Linked DNA regions of Homo sapiens: region 2 is linked to region 1. Evidence: read pairs that join two places in POLR2A ChIA-PET (ENCODE). Cell type or tissue: Panc1. All regions are shown on one strand.

Region 1 (2,500 bases):
ATCTCACGTTCTACTTCCTGTGGGGAGGCAGTGAGACAGGACCCTGGGCCCACCCTGTGTGCTGAATGCTTTTCTTTTTTCTTTCTTTTCTTTTTTTTTTTTCTTTTGAGACGGAGTCTCCCTCTGCCGCCCAGGCTGGAGTGCAGTGGCACAATCTCGGTTCACTGGAACCTCCGCCTCCCAGGTTCAAGCGATTCTCCTGCCTCAGCCTCCCGAGTAGCTGGGACTACAGGCGTGTGCCACCACACTCGGCTAATTTTTGTATTTTTAGTAGAGACGGAGCTTTGCCATGTTAGCCAGGCTGGTCTCAAACTCCTGGCCTCAAGTGATCCACCCGCCTCAGCCTCCCAAAGTGCTGGGGTTACAGGCGTGAGCCACCACGCCCGGCCTGAATGCTTTTCTGAAGACCTTGTTTGGCCCCAGCAGCCTTCAAGGAGGCCGAGTTATCATGACCGTTTCAAAGACGGAGAAACGAGGTGCAAGGGTGAATGCTGTCCCAGCTACCTGGCCCCTGGGAAGGCAGTGGGCTCGGGTCTCAGGCTGGGAAGAGACATCTGAAGTTCCATTCCAGCCCTGCCTGATATCACTCCCTGGGCTGCTTGGGATGTGGGGTGTCGGTGGGGGGCACCGCCAAGAGATCAGCTCATCACCGCACAAGGTGGCTCTGCCTCCCTCCTGCTCTGCGGCCCCATTTCCCTGCTCTGTTGAAAGGCAACAGGACGCTCCCCACAGGACAGAGCATGCCGAGGCGCCCAGGAAGCAGAAATTGTCTGCAGTCCACAGGTAATAAAACCTGGCCCTCTTGCCTCCAAGATACCTCCTGAATCTCCCGCCGGTACAACTATGGACCACGTCCCACTGTCCCCCACAGGCCATCCACAAAGCAGCCAGAGAAATGTGGGTCAAATGGCAAGCCGCCCAACTCTATGCTCTGCTCACAAGCCCGAGTCACCTCCCACCACCCTCAGTTGAAAATCCAGCCGAAGCCCCGCCCCCGCTGAGGCCCCACCCCTCTATAGCAGAAGCTCCACCCTGCTTACTGAGGGCCCCCCCTCCTCTACAGCAGAAGCCCCACCCTCCTCACCGCTGAGGCGCTGCTCCCACACCGAGCCCCACCCTCTCCACTACCGAGGCCCTTCCCCACACCGAGGCCAACCATTTACTGCGGAAGCCCCACCCACCGTAACACTGAAGCCCCGTCCCTCTGCAGAAGTCCCACCCTCCTCGCCATTGAGGCCCCGCCCATAACCATGCCCACCCCTTAGCGCAGAAGCCCCGCCCACCTAGACTGAGCCCCACGTTGCTGCCAAGGCTCCACCCACTCCCCCACTCTCCTCCCGCTCGGTCCCCCAAGCCTGGCTGGCTCCACTCACTCTAGCACCCTTCACTGCTGCCTCCTCAGGGAATGCTTGGCCCCAGCGCCTTAGGAAGGAGCCTGCTAGGGCCTTCAGCACTCAGCGGTTTCTTCTACGCAATTTCTCAGTTTCAAATAAAGCCCGTCTGCGGGGCAATTTCGGTAAGGGTTCCTCCCTCCATTAGGCCCGGAGCAGGGGTGGGTGTGGCAGCCCCCGATCCCGTGCTTCCAGCACCGAAGGCAGGCGGAACCCTGAGCTGTCAAGACAGGACTGATACATCAATGGCCCTGGGAGCTGGGAGGGCGGGGACACAGGGCTGTGGGGTGGGGGGCTGGGAGCCCCAGATCCCCCAGGGAGCCCCTGGTCACAGTGGGAAGCCACCCCGCCTCGTCCCACCCCCCACTCCCAGGGATCTGTCGGCTCGCGGAGGGGCCGAAGCCCCCAACAGCCACCCACCTGGAGCTGGTAAGGTTTCCCTGCTCGGATCAGTTGGGAGACGAGGAAGTTTGTGTGGAAAAAGTGCACGTTTTCGTCCAGGAAGCCGTGGAGGATAAGCAAGCGGTTGGGCCTGGAAAACAGATGGGGAAGGGTCTGAGGCCAGGGATTGTCCGTGGGGTAGGAGGGGAGCAGATCACAAGGTCAGGAGTTTGAGACCAGCCTGGCCAACATGGTGAAACCCTGTCTCTACTAAAAATATATTTAAAAAAAATTAGCCAGGCATGGTGGCAGGTGCCTGAAATCGCAGCTACTTGGGAGGCTGAGGCAGGAGAACTGCTTGAGCCTCAGAGGCAGAGGTTGCAGTGCGCTGAGATCGCGCCACTCACTCCAGCCTGGGCGACAGATGGAGACAGCATCTCAAAAAAAAAAAAAAAAAAAAGATCAGCTGAGTGTAGTGGTGCGCCTGTAAGTCCAGCTACTGTGCAGGCTGAGGCGGGAGGATCACTTGAGCCCAGGAGGTGGAGGCTACAGTGAGCTATGATCATACCACTGCACTCCAGCCTGGGTGACAGAGCAAGACCCCATCTCTAAATTAGAAAAACAAAAACAAAAACCCAGGCCGGGTGCAGTGCCTCATGCCTGTAATCCCAGTACTTTGGGAGGCCAAGCTGGGTGGATTGAGTCCAGTTGTTTGAGACCAGCCTGGG
Region 2 (2,500 bases), 200 kb before region 1:
AGCCACCGTGCCCGGCCCTCAGTTTCCTCATCTAAAACAGAGGATTTGGTAGTGCTGACCCCTCAGCGGGCTCCTGGGAGAGTCCGGTGAGAAATTGCACATCGACACTTAGGAAGCGCTCACTGGATGGTGGAGGGGATATTTGGGAACAGAGAGGCAAAGCTGGATTTGACCTTCCCTTTTCCAATTTAGTCACACCCCCTGCCCTGATCCTCCAAGACAGCTACAGAAATGAGCTGTTCCCCTCACTCTCAGCCGGGGGGACTGGAAGTTGGCTGGCTTTGGCCTTTTTTTTTTTTTTTTTTTTTTTTGAGATGGAGTCTCGCTCTGTTGCCGAGGCTGGAGTGCAGTGGCGCGATCTCGGTTCACTGCAAGCTCCACCTCCCAGGTTCGCGCCATTCTCCTGCCTCAGCCTCCCACAGTGCTGGAATTACAAGTGTGGCTTACTGCGCCCTGGCCTTGTTTTTTCTTTCTTTCTTTTTTTTTTTGAGATGGAGTCTCGCTCTGTTGCCCAGGCTGGAGTGCAGTGGCATCATCTCGGCTCACTGCAAGCTCCACCTCCCAAGTTCAAGTGATTCTCCTGTCTCAGCCTCCCAAGTAGCCGGGACTACAGGCGCACATCACCACACCCAGCTAATTTTTGTATTTTTAGTAGAGATGGGGTTTCACCATATTGGCCAGGCTGATCTCGAACTCCTGACCTTATGATCCACCCCTATCGGCCTCCCCAAGTGCTGGGATTATAGGCGTGAGCCACCGTGCCCAGCCATTATTTTTTTCATAGAGACAGGCAACACTTTGTTGCCTAGGCTGGTCTTGAATTCCTGGGCTCAAGTGATCCTCCTTCCTTGGCCTCCCAATTTGCCGGGATTACAGGAGTAAACCACGGGCCCTGCTAAAGGAAAGATTTTTAATGAGGAGTGGCTATGACCCAGGCTTCGAGGCCAAGACCTGCTCGTGCTTTCATCTCAGATCTGCAGTTACTCGCTGTGTGATCCTGAGCTGTTACTTGACCTCTCCCTGCCTTTTTTCCTCATCTGCAGAATCAGGCTGGTCATGCCCACCGGTTACATGGGGCATTGATAAGTCCTATAACTGCCGGTGGCTCCTGGGTTCGTGGCACTCACCAGCTCCTCCTGTGGAAGATCCTGGGGCATCAGGGTTGGGTCAGGGGCGGGGCTGGGTGGAGGGAGCGACCAGGAAGGAGCCCGGGGCTCCTCATTCTCTGAGCTGCTACTCCCCACCCCCAGCGCTTGTCTCCTTACCAGGGATGCTCCAAAGAGAAACCCCAGGTACGCGAGCCCTTCCCCAAAGGCTCTGTGGAGAGGCGTGATCGAGATTGGCCGCGAGAGCGTTATTACTCTCAGCGTTCTCCGTTTGCGGCCTGACCTACTTAGTATTACCCTTTTTAATCTTGTCAAAAATTACACAGACAGGGCCCTGTCGCTTGGGCCACGAAGACACAAGGGAGACAAAACGTGCTCGGGCCGAGCGGTGACGCTTCACCACACCCGGTTCTCGTTTTCCTTGTGTGCTGATTGGGGGCCGCTAGCCTGCGGCTGTGCGCACGGAGGCTGGTGTGCGCCTGCTGTGGGCTCCCAGCCTCTCCTCCCGGCGCGGGAGGACCAGGCTAAGCCTGGAGGGAGCCGGGAAACTGAGGAAGGGCCGAGGTTCCCTCCTGTGGTTCCCTCCTCCTGGCCCCCCCTCTTGACCAGCGCTGACGCCCTCATTCCTCAGGCCATGCTTCCATTCTGTCCGGGCATTTCTACTCAGACGCTGGCCTCGCCTGCAGCATCCGCCCAGCCCTGCACCGTGTACTCCCTGCTCCCTCTTGCCCGGCCGCAACACCCGGTCACAAACGTGGGCCTTACTCTGCCTGTCCTTCCTGGCCTCGTCTCCCGCGAGCCCCGTGACATGCCTCTCACCCATTCTCACACCCTTATCTCCTCCACCTTGCTCTCTCCTGGACACCATGCGTGCCCCACTCCAGCCTGTCACACGCCATTTTGGTCATCACACCAGGAGAATGGGACTTAATTGTTTCATGATTTTTTTTTTTTTTTTTTTTTTGAGACAGTCTTGCTCTGTCTCCTAAGCTGGAGTGCAGTGACGCTATCTGGGCTCACTGCAACCTCTGCCTCTCGTGTTCAAGCGATTCTCCTGCCTCAGCCTCCTGAGTAGCTGGGACTACAGGCACCTGCCACCACGCCCAGCTAATTCTTTGTATTTTTAGTAGAGATGGAGTTTCATTGTGTTAGCCAGGATGGTCTTGATCTCCTGACCTCGTGATCTGCCTGCCTTGGCCTCCCAAAGTGTTGGGATTACAGGCGTGAGCCACTGCACCCGGCCTTTTTTTTTTTTTTTTTTTGAGACAGTGTCTGTCACCCAGGCTGGAGTGCAGTGGTGTGATTTCAGCTCACTGCAATCTCTGCCTCCCAGGTTCAAGTGATTCTCGTGCCTCAGCCTCCTCAGTAGCTGGGACTACAGGCGCCTGCCACCA

The links. Peaks named below come from ENCODE experiments on the same cell type or tissue, not always from the same donor. Only the 100,000 strongest peaks of a DNase experiment are listed, where the experiment ranks them.
Region 2: POLR2A ChIA-PET joins it to region 1 with 10 read pairs; 3 of 35 experiments call an interaction of 5 or more read pairs at or near these places.

What each region holds. Positions count from the first base shown.
Region 1 is chr19:4,678,024-4,680,523 of GRCh38, forward strand. It overlaps DPP9 (dipeptidyl peptidase 9), which reads right to left. Exons shown (of 22, transcript NM_139159.5): 21 at 1,812-1,923. It overlaps DPP9-AS1 (DPP9 antisense RNA 1), which reads left to right and starts at 1,259. Exons shown (of 3, transcript NR_164163.1): 1 at 1,259-1,516. RefSeq lists an enhancer at 1,566-2,067. In Panc1, no CTCF peak of the experiment used is centred here; no DNase peak of the experiment used is centred here.
Region 2 is chr19:4,481,740-4,484,239 of GRCh38, forward strand. All of the region lies in intron 3 of HDGFL2 (HDGF like 2), which reads left to right. Among named protein-coding and RNA genes, the nearest start is that of HDGFL2, 11 kb to the left of the region's middle. In Panc1, no CTCF peak of the experiment used is centred here; no DNase peak of the experiment used is centred here.